2 separate regions of the Homo sapiens genome follow, and region 2 is linked to region 1. Evidence: read pairs that join two places in POLR2A ChIA-PET (ENCODE). Cell type or tissue: GM12878. All regions are shown on one strand. Links, peaks and the distances in the headings refer to the core of each region. The heading gives the core; the rest is flanking DNA. Region 1 has its middle 55 kb from the start of BHLHE40-AS1. Region 2 has its middle 27 kb from the start of ARL8B.

Evidence for each region. ChIA-PET counts read pairs that join two places held together with the same protein. Peaks named below come from ENCODE experiments on the same cell type or tissue, not always from the same donor. Only the 100,000 strongest peaks of a DNase experiment are listed, where the experiment ranks them.
Region 2: POLR2A ChIA-PET joins it to region 1 with 12 read pairs; 4 of 35 experiments call an interaction of 5 or more read pairs at or near these places.

Annotation. Positions count from the first base shown.
Region 1 is chr3:5,030,203-5,039,509 of GRCh38, reverse strand. No RefSeq gene overlaps it. Among named protein-coding and RNA genes, the nearest start is that of BHLHE40-AS1, 55 kb to the right of the region's middle. RefSeq lists an enhancer at 7,361-7,862. In GM12878, for the core only: no CTCF peak of the experiment used is centred there; a DNase peak (open chromatin) is centred at 3,616.
Region 2 is chr3:5,090,968-5,100,274 of GRCh38, reverse strand. It overlaps the pseudogene CD24P5. Among named protein-coding and RNA genes, the nearest start is that of ARL8B, 27 kb to the left of the region's middle. In GM12878, for the core only: no CTCF peak of the experiment used is centred there; no DNase peak of the experiment used is centred there; H3K27me3 peaks cover 484 bases.

The DNA.
Region 1 (9,307 bases), core at 349-8,348:
TCTGCCTTTTGAAAAGACGCTTCTGGCTTGCAGCTGATCAGTAGCACAAGCATATTTGGGGATTCAAATTCAAGTCTCTTGTCTTCCTGTTCAGTGTTCTTTTTCACCAGCCCCCAAACTGAGGAACCCTATTCCTTGTTTGTCTGTTGGTTGGTTGGTTGGTCGGTTGGTTTTGAGACAGAGTCTTGCTATGTCACCCAGGCTAGAGTGCAGTGGCGCCATCCTGGCTCACTGTAGCCTCTGCCTCCTAGGTTCAAGCAACCCTCCTGCCACAGCCTCCCGAGTAGCTGGGATTACAGGCACGTGCCACCACGCCCAGCTAATTTTTATATTTTTTGGTAGAGACAGGGTTTCACCATGTCAGCTAGGCTGGTCTCAAACGCCTGACGTCAAGTGATCTGCCCGCCTTGGCCTCCCAAAGTGCTGGGATTACAGGCATGAGCCACCACACCCAGCCTGTTTGTTTGTTTTTTTGTTTAGAAACAGGGTCTTACTCTGTCATCCAGGCCGGAGTGCAGTGTGGTATGATCATATCTCACTGTAACCTCAAACTCCTAGGCTCAAGCAACCTTCCTGCCTCAGCCTCACAAGTGGCTAGGTCTACAGGCAGGCACCACCATGCTGGGCCAACTTAAAATATGTATTTTTTGTAGAGACAGGGTCAGGGGAGAGGCATTTTCACTGTGCTGCCTAGGCTGGCCTCAAGCTCCTGGCCTCCATCCATCCTCCAGCCTCATCCTCCCAAGTAGCTGGGACTATAGGAAAAGGCCACCACTCCCAGCTCCCCTATTCCATTTTTCGTTTGTTTGTTTAAACTTGACCCACTTCTCCATCTTCTAAATTGCCAGAGGTAACTGAGAGCTCAAAATGTGGGCCCAGATGGATGACCTGAGCCAAATCCCTTTCCCACAACTGGGGCTGCTGGCTGCCATGTGCCCCAGAGGCCAACTCAGAGAGAAGTGAGAAAAGCAGAGCCAAGAGCCAGACAAAGAAAGAGAGTCTGGGCAGCCCTGGGTTGCTGGTTCTAGTCCTGGAGGCCATGGCTGCTGCACTCTGTTTTCCAGTTCTGCGAACTACCACAACAGCCCTGCAGGCTTCTCAAGTTACTTAAATCCACTTCTTGCTTTAGCCACATTGAGAGGAGTTTTGACACTTGCAACCAAAAAGAGTTCTGACAAATACACAAGGTCACAGGCAATTCTGAATCATCGACTTGGAGCCCCAAAGTTCCAAGAGGCCTCAAAAAGTCATCCAGGCCAGGGGCTTAAAAAAAAAAAAAAAAAAAAAAAAAAAAAAAAAAAAAAAACACCACAACCTCTTATTTTAAATAGCTAAATCTTCAAATCTTCAGGAGCCCAAATATATAAAACAGACAAAAGAGGAAGTGCTGTGGTAGCTGTAAGAGTGTGGAGACCCCGAGCCCTGCCCACCACCTCCTCTGTATCCAGCTGAAAGCTACTCGTCTGGTCCAACTTCCTACATCAGGAATCACTTTGACCACATTTTTGACACCTGGTCACCTAGCCTCAGCTTGAACACATCCACACAGGCAGCTGAGTAAGCCTTGAGGCAGTCCCCTTCTTTTTTTTGACTTCTCTGATTGCAAGACAGTTGTTCCTCTGCCTCCTAGAGGCATTCGCCCATGGGTCTTAGTCCTCTGGGTTGAAACAGTGTGAATTAAAGCACCTTTCCTATGGCAGCCCTTCCTGATGACAATGATCATGTCCCACTTAGCTCCCAGCTTACACATCCTCACTTCCTTCTGACTGTTGCTCATGGGACATCACGTCCAGCTGGTGAGCTGCCTAAAATAGGCAGGCTGCTGTTCAAGGTGTGATTTCAGGAGGACCATAAAGACAGAAGGCTTAGAGTTAGAGAACATGCTTATTTTAAACATACACACACACACACACAACACACACATGCACACGCACACGTTACATGCACACATGCAACGCTCAGAGGTTGACGGTAACCCCTTTACTTCCTATGTGCAGCATTTCCCCTGTGCCAGGCACTATGCTCAGGACTGTCCACTCCACTTGTGCTTCAGCCTTCACGACATACCCATGATGTGAGGCGTCATGTTTATCCCCATTTAAAATATGATCCCTTGAGGAGTTCAAGTAACTGGTTCAGGTACAAGTACTAACATGCGGTGGGAGTGGGATTTGAACCCAGGACTCACCTGACTCTAAAGCTGGGGTGGCTGGGTATATTTCTATGCGACTCCATGGCTCTCTTTGCTACTGACCACCTAGCCCAGAAGGATGATAAAGTGGAGCCCAGGAAGGATATGATCAATGCAGTTAATTTTTATATCACTGTGGTCAAGACACAAGGCGGGCACCTCCTTTGTATGTGAGCCTTGGAAACGCTTCTTTTTAAACATAACACAGTCATTGCGTGTTAGAGATGATTTAATCTGTTAGTTGAGTGAGCAATCGAGGAAGACGTGGGTCTTTGGGGTTCAAATGAGGAGGCATGACTGCCTGGTAATCAAATTGATTGCAGTGAGCTAGCTTCCCTTTTCTCTTGTCTGTAGAGACTCTCTAATCTCTTTTTCCACCCAACCCCCACTTCTGGATGCCATTGTTCCCTAGAAGGAGAATCTGGGGACCAAAAGGGTGAAGGAACCAGCCATGGCCACCTTGGAGCCCATGATGTTATCAGAAGGGAACTTGGCCCCGGCTCTCTCCCTCCTACACTCAGGGGCACATCCATGTTCCACGACTGTGTCTGATGTTTTCTTAAAATGCTCCAGGTGTGAATTGTAATAGTAGTAATAGCAATCATATTCTTGATAACTTTTATTGAGCAATTGCTATACACAGGCATATACATCATCTCACACAACCTGCCTCCCTTGTGACTATTACTGTTAGCCCATTTTACAGACATGGCCATTAAGCTCAAGGGAAACTGGGTAACATATCGAGGTTTCTTGCCCAAACTCACCCACTTATAAACAGCATGACTGATATTTCAACTTTGGCAGTTTGACCTAGATCCCAGCTATCTTGATATATTAAGGAACAAAACAGGTTTCAAAACAGTGCAGGATACTACAGCAACGAAAAGGAACAAACCTTTGACATGTGCAGTGACACAGATGACTCTCGCCGTAGTTATGTGAGGGAAAGAAGCTACGTTTTAAAAGTGTACAGATTATATGATTTCATATACATGATACATTCGATTTACAAAATTCTAGAAAACGCAACAGAAAACAGAAGGATGGTTGCCAGGGGACTGAGAGGGCCAGGAGTGAGGTGTCACAAAAGCATGAGTAAACTTTTTTTTTTTTTTGAGACCAAGTCTCACTCTCAACCAAGCTGGAGTGCAGTGGAGCTATTAAGGCTCACTGCAGCCTCGACCTCCTGGGCTCAGGCAATCCTCCCACCTCAGCCTCCTGAGTAGCTGGGACTACAGGTGTGCACCACGACGCCTGCCTAATTTTTGTATTTTTTGTAGAGGCAGGGTCTCGCTATATTGCCCAGGCTGGTCTCGAACTCCTGGGCTAAAGCAATTCTCACCTCAGCCTCCCAATGTACTGAGATTACAGGCATGAGCCACTGTGCCCAACCCAGCATGAGTAAATTTTGAGGTTGATGGAGTTCTCTGTTCTTTGATTGTGGTGATGGTTTCCCAGGTGCATGCAAATGTCAAAACTCATCAAATTGTAGACTTTCAATGCACGTCATCTGTTGTATGTCAATTTTATCTCAATAAGGATTAAGAAACAGTATTATGCATGATTCAGCACACCAACATGGCACATGTATACATATGTAACAAACCTGCGCGTTGTGCATAGGTACCCTAGAACTTAAAGTATAAAAAAAAAGAAAAGAAACAGTATTATGCGTGATTATGGTTTAGGTTTTTTTAAATTATTTTTAATTTTTTTTAGTGGGGCTCAAACTGGTTTCGTTTCTAAGGAAAAATTACATAGATACACATGTATACATACATTTATACATATTATAGGTAATACATACACATATAAAATTACATATGATAAATATTAATGCATAACTAAAATATATAAATTATATATAAAATATATGTTATATATTTATATATGACAACATGACTCACAAGGCCACTGTGCAGTCTAGTCCCAGACCCCCTCCCCAGTGTCATTTCTCACCACTGCCCACCCCACCCTCCAAAGTGGACCACAGGGTATTACTTTCATTTCCTCCATCGCCTCATGCATGCTCTGCTTCCTGGCCTTCTCATTGCTATTTATTTCATCTGCCTGGAACACTCTCCCACCCTTCCTTGATTCTTTAGGCCTCAGCTAAGGTGTCCTTTCCTCCTTGAACCCAAAGTACCTCCCCTTTGGCACCCAGTATTGTAATTGTTTAATACCTTTTTTCTATTGTTACCCTGTATGTTCCATGAGGGCAAGAGACCCTGTGTCTTTTGCTCATGGAGGTGTTCCAAATACATAGCACATAATAGGTATTTACTAGAGAGATTTCAAATGAAAGACCAAAATGATGGGTTTTTTTTGTTTTTGTTTTTGTTTTTGTTTTTCAAGACCAAGTCTTGCTCTGTCACATAGGGTAGAGTGCAATGGTGAAATCTCAGCTCACTGCAACCTCCACATCCCGGGTTCAAGTGATCCTCCCCTCCTCAGCCTCCCAAGTAGCTTGCATTACAGGCGACTACCACCATGCCCGGCTAATTTTTTTTTTTTTTTTTGAGATGGAGTCTCACTCTGTTGTCCAGGCTAGAGTGCAATGGCACGTTCTCAGCTCACTGCAACCTCTGTGCCTCCTGGGTTCAAGCGATTCTCCTGCCTCAGCCTCCCAAGTAGCTGGGATTACAGGCGCATACCACCACACTGGCTAATTTTTGTATTTTTAGTAGAGATGGGGTTTCCCCATGTTGGCCAGGCTGATCTCGAACTCCTGACCTTGTGATCCACCCGCCTCGGCCTCCCAAAGTGCTGGGATTACAGGTGTGAGCCACCGCACCCGGCATTTTTTTGTATTTTTTTTAGTAGAGATGGGGTTTCCCCATGTTGGCCAGGCTGGTTTTGAACTCCTGACCTCTGCTGATCCACCCGCCTCAGCTTCCCAAAGTGTTAGGATTATAGGCGTGAGCCACTGCACCCAGCCCAAAATGATATTTTAAAATCTTAGTGAAGAACCACTACCACCACTACCAGTATATACTAACATATTATATATATACATATATATATATTTTTTTTTTTTTTTTTTGAGACGGGGTCCCACTTTTTCACCCAGGCTGGTGTTCAGGGGCATGATCCACGGCTCACTGCCACCTTGACCTCCTGGGCTGAAGAAATCCTCCCACCTCAGCCTCCAGAGTGGGACTACAGTGCATGCCACCATGTCTGGTTAACTTATTTTTATTTTTTTGTAGAGATGGGGGTCTCACCATATTGCTCAGGCTGGTTTTGAACTCCTAGGCTCAAGTGATCCTCCTGCCTCAGCCTCCCAAAGTGTTGGGATTATGGTCATGAGCCACCGTACCCATAATATATATGTGTGTTTGTGTCCGTGTGTGTGTGTGTGTGTGTGTATGAGATAGGATCTTGCTCTGTCACCCAGGCTGGAGTGTGGTGGTGTGATCACAGCTCACTGCAGCCTCGACCTCCTAGGCTTAATTGATCCTCCCACCTCAGCCTCTCTAGTAATTGCGAGCACAGGTTCGCACCACCACATTCAGCTAATTTTTGTATTTTTTTTTTTTTTTTTTTTGACATGGAGTCTGGCTCTGTCGCCCAGGCTGGAGTGCAGTGGCGTGATCTCGGCTCACTGCAAGCTCCGCCTCCCGGGTTCACACCATTCTCCTGCCTCAGCCTCCTGAGTAGCTGGGACTACCAGTAGATGGGACTACAGGCACCTGCCAACACGCCCGGCTAATTTTTTTGTATTTTTAGTAGAGACAGGCTTTCACCACGTTAGCCAGGATGGTCTCGATCTCCTGACCGCGTGATCCGCCTGCCTCGGCCTCCCAAAGTGCTGGGATTACAGGCATAAGCCACCGCACCCGGCCAATTTTTGTATTTTTTGTAAAGATGGGGTTTTGCTATGTCGCCCAGGCTGGAATTGAACTCCTAGGCTCAAGATCCTCCTACCTCAGCCTCTCAAAGTGTTGGAATTACAGGTGTGAGCCACTGCATCCAGCCATATTATATATTCTTCAAGATGCAGGCTAGCATAATGTTAAGAATGATTATTAAAATAACATGACACAAAGTGGTTAAGAATAAAAGAGTCATTCATGGCTGGTTCTACCAGTTGCTAGCCAAGTAACCATGGGCAAGTTACTTTATCTCTCTGAATCTCCGTTTTCTTCCGTGTGTAATCAGGACAGCAATATTCCGTCAAGGTTGTAACGTTTCAGTCAGATAACACACAGTAAGTGCTTCGTATGGAGTGCCGGCTGTAGGTTATTATTATACTGGTGCTGTCATTCAGATCAATTGAATATGAACTGTTAACTGATACCTCCCATTTATCTGGAGCTCTCCATTTTACAAAGCATTTCTCATTTAATACCCCAATTATGCCTCACAGGAACCCTGGAGGGAAGGTGACACAGATGTCATTATTACCCATTTTAAAAGGAAGCTGGGGCCCAGGGATGCTAAATGACTTCACTCAAATGGTAGATAAGGTGAACAGTGGCACCAGGAGCTGACCCTGAGTAAGGTAACGGCTCAGGGCCCTTTACCAAGGGTGGAGTCTTGCCTACTCTTTGAAACACAGAAATGACTGAAGGCCCCTACTTACCTCCTCAGCGAAGTCCCTCAGCTGGAAGTTCCTGGGATTTGGTGTTCTTTCAGTCACCAGGCCTGTCCTGTTCCCACCATTTTATCTCAACTGCATCTCATCTCAGGCAGCTGATAACTTTTTTCTTTAATTTTTAATTTTTATTTATTTATTTAGAGACAGGGTCTCACTCTGTCATGCACGCTGGCATGCACTAGCATGATCACAACTCACTGAAGCCTCAACCTCCTGGGCTCAAGTGATCCTCTCACCTCAGCCTCCTGAGGATTTAAAACTATAGGCATGAGCCACCACACCCAGATAATTTTTTTTTTTTAGTTTTTTTAGAGACAGGGTCTCGCTATGCTTGTCCAAGCTGGTGTCAAACTCCTGGGCTAAGGTGATCCTCCTGCCTCAGCCTCCCAAAGTGTCAGGATTACAGGCATGAGCCACCTCACTGAAGTTGGTAACTTCTGTCTGCTCAGCTCTAACATGGAAATGGTGCAACACAGTTCCTTCCCTTCAGTCTCCACCCCTAAACCCCCAAATCTCTTTCACCTAACACAGGCCCAACTCCTAACCCTGCCTTCCCCACGCACACACACAATTTTTTTTTTTTGAGACAGTTTCAATTTTGTTGCCCAGGCTGGAGTGCAATGGCATGATCTTGGCTCACTGCCACCCCCGCCTCCAGCGTTCAAGCGATTCTCCTGCCTCAGCCTCCCAAGTAGCTGGGATTACAGGCATGCTCCGCCACGCCCAGCTAATTTTTTATATTTGGTAGAGACGGGGTTTCACCATGTTGATCAGGCTGGTCTCAAACTCCTGACCTCAGGTGATCCACCCACCTGGGCCTCCCAAAGTGCTGGGATTACAGGCATGAACCATCGCACCTGGCCCCCACACACAATTTTTAACTAGGAATGATCTACTAGCCCCTTTCTTCTTCAGGCCCCAGCCTCCTTCCAAGTTCCTTGACTCTCCTTTCTCTCCCTCACATTTTTCTGCTCCTCTATTTCTCTAGATTCATCTCACTTTGGGCTGCTCCTTTTGCACAAAAATACTCAAATCTCTCTTTTGATTAGACAAAGCATTTTACTTTCCTACACCCTCCTCAGGAATGACATGCCTTGGAGAACGTCAGCGAGCAGTGCTTAGCTAAAGAAAGGCTCACCTAACTCTGTTCCCACCCTTTGATCTCAGAATTTGGGAGATTAGGCTTTGTTTGTCCCAGCACAAAGTGTGTGTGTGTGTGTGTGTGTGTGTGTGTGTGTGTGTGTGTGTGTGTGTGTCTAATTACCCCCTTCCTTCCTGCCTGCCTTCCCTCCCTCCCTCCCTCCCTCCCTCCCTCCCTCCTTCCTTCCTTTTTTTGATGGAGTATTGCTCTGTCGCCCAGGCTGGAGTGCATTGGCGAGATTTCTGCTCACTGCAACCTCCACCTTCCAGGTTCAAGCAATTCTCCTGCCTCAGCCTCCCAAGTAGCTGGGACTACAGGGATGCTCCACCACACCCGGCTAATTTTTTTTGTATTTTCAGTAAAGACGGGGTTTCACCATGTTGGCCAGGCTGGTCTCCTCAGGTGATCTGCCCACTGCAGTGTCCCAAAGTGCTGGGATTACAGGCGTGAGCCACCACACTTGGCCTCTTTTCTTTTCTTCCTTCCTTCCCTCCCTCCCTCTCTCTCTTTCTTTTCTCCCTTCCTTCCCTCCCTCTCTCTCTTTCTTTTCTCCCTTTCTCTCTCCTCCCTCCCTCCCTCCCTCCCTTCCTTCCTCCCTTCTTTCCTCCCTTCTTTCTTCTCTTTTTTTTTGAGACCTAGTCTCACTCTGTCGCCCAGGCTGGAGTGCAATGGCACGATCTCGGCTCACTGCAACCTCCATCTCCCAGGTTCAAGCAATACTCCTGCCTCAGCCTCCTGAATAGCTGGGATTACAGGCACGTGCCATCACGCCCGGCTAATTTTTATATTTTTAGCAGAGATGGGGTTTCATCATGTTGACCAGGCTTGTCTTGAACTCCTGACCTCAGGTGATCCACCTGCCTCGGCCTCCCAAAGTGCTGGGATTACAGGCGTCAGCCACCACGCCCGGCTTTCTTTTTTTTCTGGAAAGATGGGAGTCTCCCTATATTGCTCAGGCTGGTTGTCTTGAACGCCTGGACTCAAGCAATCCACCCACCCGTTTTGGCCTCCCAAAGTGCTTGGATTACAGACATGAGCCACTGCGCTCAGCCTGATTTTCTTTCTGACGTTTAAAAACAAAACAAACCAAAGAAAAGGATACATTTCACATATAACCCTCGTTCCATGCGTCTCTCAAAAAATGGGAAGAGTCAACAACTGAGTGTGTTCAATCAAAATGGCGGCAACAAGTTAAAGTTGAGTAGCTGAGTAATGGCTGCCCACTTTGGCCAGGCAAGATAGCTTGGCCTTCTTCTTCTCCAGAACCCACCAGCCTCTCTTGTTTGTGTGACCACTCTAGCTGCTGGAAGCTTTTGAGATTGTAATCCCTTGTTTGGCAATGTAACCCCAAAAGCAGAGGTTTTACAATGTC
Region 2 (9,307 bases), core at 838-8,837, 60 kb before region 1:
GCTGGAGTGCAGTGACACCATCTCGACTCACTGCAACCTCCGCCTCCTGGGTTTGAGTGATTCTCCTGCCTCAACCTCCCGAGTAGCTGGAATTACAGGCATGTGCCACCATGCCCGGCTAATTTTTATATTTTAAGTAGAGACAGAGTTTCATCATGTTGGCCAGGCTAGTCTTGAACTCCTGACCTCAGGTGATCTGCCCGCCTCTGCCTCCCAAAGTGTTAGGATTACAGGTGTGAGCCACCACTCCTGGCCTCTCAACAGTTTTTATGTCAATAAAAGAAGGTGTGGGATTAGTAGATTTGACGACGATTTGTTTTTTCCTTGTCACATTGGACTTCTAGATGCCATTTAAAATGGGTTTAGAAGATGGGGACATATAGATGTTTCTTGGCCTGAGTCTCCTAACATTAGAGGTGGGCGAGAGAAAGCAAGACTAGGAGGAGACTGGCTGTTGACTCCAAGGCACTGCCAACCACCTTGGTAGTGGCATTAGCTGGATTTGTGGCTGCTGAAGTATTCCGGGAGGAGTTATCTGAAAAATGTTATGATTTGAAAAATTGTATGATTTGAATGAATCTATGTGTGTAGGAGCAGTGCCAGAAGCGGTAGCCCCAGCCTGCGCCTGTCCACCATTGCTCTGCTGATGTCCCCTCCTTCAGTGTGGTGGCTTGTCTCACCGGATGCTAGGTGTGTGGAGAACTACTGGCTCCTAACAGATGTCCCCTGGTCACTCTTAGGTAACAAAACATCCTGCTGTCACTTTAAATCACTACACACATTTCAGGTTCAGTAACAAATAGTCTAGTCTTCTGAAATTAAAATGCAGGCTGGGCACGGTGGGTCACACCTGTAATCCCAGCACTTTGGGAGGCTGAGGTGGGCAGATCACCTGAGGTCAGGAGTTTGAGACCAGCCTGGCCAACATGGTGAAAACTGGTCTCTACTAAAAACACAAAAATCCAGGTGTGCCGGCAGGTGCCTGTAGTCCCAGCTACTCGGGAGGCTAAGGCAGAAGAATCGCTTGAACCCAGGAGGTGGAGGTTGCAGTGAGCCAAGATTGTGCCACTGTACTCCAGCCTGGATGACAAGTGCAAAACTTCATCTAAAAAAAAAAAAAAAAATTACAACGCAGCCATAAAAAAGGACACAATCATATCCTTTGCAGCAACATGGATGCAGCTGGAGGCCATTATACTAACCAAATTAATGCAGGAACAGAAAACCAAACACCATGTGTTCTCAGTTGTAAGTGGGAGCTAAACTGGGTACTCATGGACATAAAGATGGGAACAATACACACTGGGGACTACCAGTCAGGGAGGGAGGAAGGCAAGAGTTGAAAAACTAACTGTTGAGTGCTGTGCTCACCACTTGGGTGATGGAATGAATTGTAACCCAAATCTCAGCATCACGCACATACCCATGTAACAAACCTGCACATGTACCCCCTTGAATCCAAAATAAAAGTTGAAATCATTTAAAAAAAGACATTTAAAAAATCAAAAATCGCATTTCACGTAAAATGTTTCCCATAGCCCTCAGTTGGAGCCAGCTGCAGATTGGACATTTGGGAAGGGACAAAGGGCAAGCTCGGCTGCTTCTGTTTCCTGATGTATTCATTTGCTAGGGCTGCTGTCACGATGCACCACAATCTGGCTGGCTTAAGCAACAGAAATGTATTGTCTCACCATTCTAGAGGCTTGAAGTCCAAGACCAAGAGGGCAGCACACTTGTGTTCTTCTGAGGGCTGTGAGGAAGCATCTGTTCCATGCCTCTTCCTTAGCTTGTGGAGTTTGCTGGCAATCTTTGGCATTCCTTGGCTTGTACACGCATCACCCCAATCTCTGTCTTCACCTGACATTCTCCCTGTGTGCATGTCTCTGTGTCCAAATTTCTCCTTTTCGACATCCTATTGGGTTAGGGTGCACCCTAATGACTTCCTTGTCGTTTGCTTGGACTCTATAAAGACCCTATAAAGACCTTATTTCAAATAAGGTTACAATCTGAGGTACTAGATATTAGGATTTCAACATATCACTTTGTGGGGATACGATTCAACTCATTGCACCTGCCTAACCAGCTACTCCTAGCCTTCCATGTGGAGGATGAACATGTAATTTATCATCCAGAATGGGACCCTCTTGAGATTGAAAGAGGGTGCTATTAATAATTACCTCAGGACTGCAGATGTAAATCAGAAGTGTCCTGGGCAGGTCGGGTATGGTGGCTTACGCCTGTAATCCCAGCACTTTGGGAGGCCGAGGCAGGTGGATCACTTGAGGTCAGGAGTTCAAGACCACTCTGGCCAACATGGTGAAACCCTGTCTTTACAAAAATACAAAAAAAAATTAGCTGGCTGTGGTGGTGCATGCCTGTAGTCCCAGCTGCTTGGGAGGCTGAGGCAGGAGAATCCCTTGGACCCAGGAAGTGGAGGTTGCAGTGAGCCAAGATCACGCCACTGCACTCCAACCTGGGTGACAGAGCGAGACTCTGTCTCAAAAAAACAAAAAAGTGTCCTGGGCAAACTGGGGCATATGGTCACCCTGCCCATGAAGCATCAGATCTAGTGGAGGTAGAGAGTGGGGTGTAGGCTAGAGAGTAGTTAGGGGGGCCAGGAAAGTGTTGAGTTGACCAACATTGCCATGATAGATGCTGGCGCTTGCTGGGCTTGGCAGATGTTTATGGCTGGCTCGCTCCTTCATGGGGCATTGGAAAGGTCTCACCTGTAATTCACTGAATTTAGGCAAATGTCTCTCTATTCCAGCTGGTGGCTTAAGAATTTCCTTTACAACCCAGAGTATCTAGTTTATCTTATTTCTGCTGACTTCTCCTCATCCCACCAGAAGGTCTCCATGGAAAAGATCTAAGGCAGCTCTACCTCAGTTCTCTTTGGCAGGCCATCCACATATGGTCCCCTGGGACAAGGAATACTTCCCCCACAAACCATGGGCACAGGATGACCCCAACATGGCAATGTCTCTTTGTTCGTTAGTTGGAACAGTTAGCCAGCCCTGGTACCACACATTTTATTTTGTCTTTTTATTTTTTTAGAGACAGTTTAACTCTTTCAGTGGCACGATTGTAGCTCACTGTACAGCTACAGTGACTGAGCCCTTGGGCTTAAGCAGTCCTCTTGCCTCAGCCTCTAGAGTAGCTAGGACTACAGGCGCGTGCCACCACGCCTGGCTAATTTTATTTCTTAAAATTCTTTTGTAGAGACAAGGCCTCACTGTGTTGTGCAGGCTGGTCTCCAACTCCTGGCCTCAAGCAATTCTCCAGCCTCAGTCTCTCAAAATGCTGGGATTGCAGCGACTGTGTTTGGCCTGCAACTTTTAGATTGCTCAGACAGGAGTCTACTGTGTCCGCAGCCCCTGTGAGTGATTCCTTTATAGCCCCTTTTTCTAGGTTTGAGATGACAGGCTGGCACCCCCCCTCCCCGCCCCCCACCCTTCTCATTGTTGGGGGGAAGGTGGGGAAAGGATCCACTCATCATCAACTCCTTCCAAATCCTGTCTTTTCCTGTAGTGTTCCTCTTTTGACCCTTTTCATACCCTCAGTGGGGGCGAAGGGCTCAGCATGTCAAAGCCAACCCTTCTGCAAGCCCTGCATGAGGATCTCACACATCTCGCTGACATGTGACATCTGTCTCTGTGCTTCAGCCAAGAGCAGAACAAAATGCTTCCATTCCAACCCTCCCTTACTGGGTATCATTATTAAGCTCGAAGCGAGGCCCTGTGAAGGTAGGGATTGTCTTACTCAACGCGGCATCCCCAGTGTCCCAGGACCGACCCCTGGCAGGGGGCCTGTAAATGTCTCCCAATGAATGGAAGAATGGCTGGTTTCCAGTCTGAGACATGTGGACTCCTCTCCTTTGACAACGCTTCAGTTTGATTTTATGAACCCCCTAAAGCAATCTTTGATAATGGAATAAAGAGACAGGCCTAGAAAAGCGAGCTGTAAATGAACTCCAGCCCAGCTTCGGAGGGGACGCATGTGACTCCCCGCACCACCCCCCACCCCCGCCCCCCGCTGCCTAGGGAAGGTGGCAGGTCAGGCGGAGCTGACACGCGCCCCAGCCTGGGCTCCCCGTGGGCTCCGCGCCTGCGCGCCGCCTTTTGGTTCCAGCTGGTGGTCGCGGGGCGCACTGCAGGGGCTTCTGCCGGCAGGAGGACGCGGGAGCAGCGCTCTGACGCGCAGCGGGGTTGTCTGGGGATGCTCGCCGAGGTTTTCATCCGTTGCCAAGTCAAGTTCAAAGCCAGGCTGGAAGCTTTCAGGATAGACACATCCGTCCAAAACACCCTTGGCGTTGACAAGGCCGAGGCAGGCGGTCTGCTCTGCCGATGTGCTAGGGGAAAACGGATTCAGAGCGTCCAAATAAAACGCTGTTGATAACATCGGGTTCTTCACGCTGCTCTGGGGCCAAAAATAAGCTATGGAATACAAGCACTGGAATAGATCTTTCAGATTTTTTTTTTTAGGAGTTCATTATTATTTTAATGGTTGCTTGTACGAGAAAATAAAGGCATTTGGGGAAATAAATTTTGATACGAGAGGGTGTTTTTGCTTTGTTTTGTTTTTTTGAGATGGAGTTTCCCTCTCGCTCTTGTTGCCCAGGCTGGAGGGCAGTGACACCGTCTTGGCTCACTGCAACCTCCGCCTCCTGGGTTCATGCGATTCTCCTGCCTCAGCCTCCCAAGTAGCTGGGATTACAGTTATGCACCATCACGCTCAGCTAATTTTGTATTTTTAGTAGAGACGGGGTTTCACGATGTTGGTCAGGCGGGTGTCGAACTCCTGACCTCCCATGAAAGGGTTTTTATTTTTACTTTTTAAATTTTTAGTAGGGACAGGGTGAGCTATGTTGCCCAGGCTGGTCATGAACTCCTGAGCTCAAGCAGTCCTCCTGCCTCAGCCTCCCACAGTACTGGAATTACATGCATGAGCCACCATGCCCAGCCTCAAAAGATATTTTTATTTTTATTTTTAAATACAGACACGATCTTGCTATGTTCCCCAGGCTGGTCTTGAACTCCTGGGCTCAAGCAATCTTCCTGCCTCAGCCTCCCAAAGTGCTGGAATTACAGGTGTGAATCACCACCCCTGGCCTCAAGAGGTATTTTTAAATAAAACGCCTTTTATAACATGTAATAGAAGTGGTGTCTGATTGTTGTAAATGCATGGAAGAGCCCAGATGTGTATAATGTAGACGATACAAATTGTCATCCCCTTCCTTACCCTGTGGCGTCACTCCCTAGAGGTAATCACTGTTGACAATTTAATGAATTTCTCTTCATAAAAATAATGACAATAATAGCAAGAAATGGATCAAGTACTCATTTTTGTGTCAGGAACTGTGCTTTTATCCTTTCTTTGTGGTAGATACTTTTTCTTCGCCCCAAGACGGAGCTTCACTCCGTCGCCCAGGCTGGAGTGCAGTGGCGCGATCTTGGATTATTGCAACCTCCACCTCCTGAGTTCAAGCGATTCTCCTGCCTCAGCCTCCTGAGTAGCTGGGACTATAGGTGCACACCACCGCACCCGGCTAATTTTTGCATTTTTTAAGTAAAGACGGGGTTTCACCACATTGGACAGGCTGGTCTCAAACCCATGACCTCGTGACCTGCCCACCTCGACTTCCCAAAGTGCTGGGATTACAGGCGTGAGCTACCGCTCCCGGCCTGTGGTGGATACTTTTAATACTCCTGCTCTGCAGATGTAAAACCCAAGGCTTAGGGCAAGTGGGTAAATTCCTGAGGTGGTATTGCCTTTCATACATTTTTCTCATATACAAAAATATATTATGTGAGTACATCTATATGTGTTTATATATACTTCAAATTAATGAGATTTTCTAAAATGAAGTTAACTATAATGTACTGTTGTGAAACTTGCCATTTGCACTGAATATAATGTAGGCACCTTTATGTAACAATTTATGATTGTGTTTCATTCCACTGAGCAAGATGATCTCTATAAACTTCAGTCTCCCTGCAGTTTCCCTGTTATTATCAGCGTGAAAGTTAATCTGTGTATGTGAAGTACCAGGCTGGCACATAGTAGGTTCTCAAGAAATTACAACTATTAACATTACAATTAGCATTTACTAGTTAATGTGCAGGTGAATCACCACTGAAAGATATGCTTTTTGTTTGTTTTAATTTAATGTGATTGTCCTAATGCAAGTAAAATCCGCTGGTTTCAAACCATCTGCCAGCTGTCTCTGGATGTGTTACTTTGAGAGTTTGGTTACTGTGGGCTCAAAGAGAAAAGAGAAAAAATAGACAGCTGGGAATGAATGTTTAAGGAACTGTCTAATGAGGCTTAGAAAAGCAAACAGAAAATGCAAAAACAAGTGAAATCCTGAGAAGAAATCTGACAACAGGAGATCAAGTCTGAAGGCCTTTGCCCCATCTATATCCCTTGAGATCATTTCCTGGCTCTAGATGAGGTGTACTCAGAGCCCATCATCTTAGTGAGCCTTTAGTGAGAAGCTCTCTCAAGAGAGCTCAGTTGCCAACCTGGAATAGTAACGGACATGCTCATTTTTTGTTAAATCTCTAGAGTACTACTGCCTAATAAATTAGTAAATTGCAGTTTGTTCCAATAGCAGACGTTGCAAATGGAAACCACTAATTTTTTTTTTTTTTTTTTTTTGAGACAGAGTTTCACTCTTTTTGCCCCGGCTGGAGTGCAATAGCATGATCTCGGCTCACTGTAACCTCCACCTCCTGGGTTCAAGTGATTCTCCTGCCTCAGCCTCCAGAGTAGCTGGGATTACAGGCATGCTTCAGCACGCCCGGCTAATTGAAACCACTAATTTTTAAGCTCAAACAGAGGTTTCCATCATTACAAGAGGCAGGGATTCTGGATGCTTCTAAGTAGAAAATAAATTTGACTTTTTTTTTTTTTTTTTTTTGAGACAAGGTCTTGCTCTGTTGCCCATGCTGGAGTACAGTGGTGCCATCTCGCTTCACTGCAATTTCTGCCTCCCGGGCTCAAGCGATCCTCCTGCGGCTGGGACTATAGGCGTGTGCCACCACGCCCAGGTAATTTTTTTGTTTTTGGTAGAGAAGGGGTTTTGCCATGTTCCCCAGGCTGGTCTCGAACTCCTGAGCTCAAGTAATCCACCCACCTCAGCCTCCCAAAGTGTTGGGATTACAGGTCTGAGCCACCACACCTGGCCAAATTCAATATATCCTGCTAATTTCTTCTAGCTTCTGCTAAAATTAAACAACAAACTTGGAATCCTTTGAAATTGTAGTTTTGTTTAACTAACATTTATTGAGCACCTACTATGTGCCAGGTAGCGTTCTAGAGGCTTGTGATATCAGAGAACAAAACGGAAACAAAACAAAAAACCCTTAGAGTTTCTACCGTAGTGGTCTGAAGTTCAAATGGCCAGGAAAACAACAGTTCCTGATGACCTGTTTTCAGCAACACAACCTTTCTGTGGCATACATAGTAATTTAATAAAAATAATAATTCCTTATGCTGATTTAACCAGTATGGATTGCCTCATGATCCCTGGGCTAGTAGAAATTTTATGTCTTTGTTTTTGAAATTGAATTAGAACCAGCTCACAGCCCCACATATTAGGATTAGAAGGGAGTCTGTTATTTGTCTCTCAGGACGTTCTCCCTACCTAGGTACGTCAGGAATCCTGAGGGGACCTCAGAATCCAGGAAGGATGTCTGCTAGGCTTCCCCCAGGAAGGGTGCTGGTCCCCCAGTCCAGGGTTTACTAGGGCTCTAATGTTCCAAACTTCTACTCAGTGTCATTGCCAGAAATTAGTCACCCGCTCATTACAGGTGTGATCCAAAATATTTAACCATCAGTATATCACAGGTGCCAACCAGTCAGAAGACAAGCCAGCCATAGTGCTGGTGTGGGGTCCTGGTACCTCCACTGTGCCTGACATTAACCTTTCATCACTGGATCATAGGATATAGGGAGGAAGGAAACATGTGAGTAGCCAGGATAGAGGGGCCACTCAGGAAAGGAAGGATTGAGGCAATGGTTATTGACCAATCATCACAAAAGTTTTTAACCATTACGAAAGTATTTAAGTATGTTGACTAACCATATAGCCACACCTTTGTGTATTGGTAAATACTAGCCCTGCCACAGCTTGCCTATGAAGTGGGGCTGCTGGCTGTGGGAGTGGGTGCTTGCTTGCCCAATTCCCTGCTCTAGACAGTAGGCCCTTTGAAGAAAGGGGGATCATGTCTGTTCCTTTCCTTTCATGGCAATTTGGACCCAAACAGCTCTTCACTATACCCCACAATCTTTTTTTAGAGACAGGGTCTCACTCTGTCACCCAGGCTGGAGTGCAGGGGCATAATCATACCTCCCTGCAGCCTCAAATTCCTGGGCTTAAGCAATCCTCCCCTGTCTCAGCCTCCTGAGTAGCTAGGACTACAGACAACCGCTACCACACTCGGTGAATTTTTTAATTTTTAATTTTTTTTTTTTTTTTTGAGATGGAGTCTCACTCTGTCACCTAGGCTGGAGTGCAATGGTGTGGTCTCAGCTCACTGCAACCTCCACCTCCTGGGTTCGAGCGATTCTCCCACCTTAGCCTCCAGAGTAGCTGGGACTACACCTAACTAATTTTTGTATTTTTACATGCCACCACATCTGACTAATTTTTGTATTTTTAGTAGAGACGGGGTTTCACTATGTTGGCCAGGCTGGTCTCAAACTCCTGACCTCATGATCCGCCCGCCTCGGCCTCCCAAAGTGCTGGGATTACAGGCGTGAGCCACTGCTCCCAGCCAATTTTTAATTTTTTTAGAGACAAAAATCTTGCTATGTTGCCCAGGCTGGTCTTGAACTCCTGGCCCAAGTGATCTTCCTGCCTCAGTTTCCCAAAGTGCTGGGATTATAGGCATGAGCCACTGCACCCAGCCCACTCTATAATCTTTGAACCCAGCCTTCACAGACATCTCTGCAGACATCCTCCCATGAGGCCAATCCCTCCTTAAAGGGACTGCCCCTGTGTGGGCTCAGTAGGAATCTGTCCCCTGACGGAAATGACAGCACTTGCCAGCTTCTCCTTTAAGTTCTTGGATATAAAAGCCTGATCCCACTCCAGCTTTCTAGGTAATGGCATAGACTCCACTCCTTCTAAGAATGGCTGTTCTAAAGTCCTTTAGGCACAGGGTATGCCTATGTCCTATACACACACAGTACACCCATTTAAGAAAGTTACCTGTATTACAGTGGCTCTCAGTCTTCAACGTGCACACAGGTCACCTGAGGGAACTATTAGAATGAAAAGTTCCAGGGATTCACCCCTAGAGAT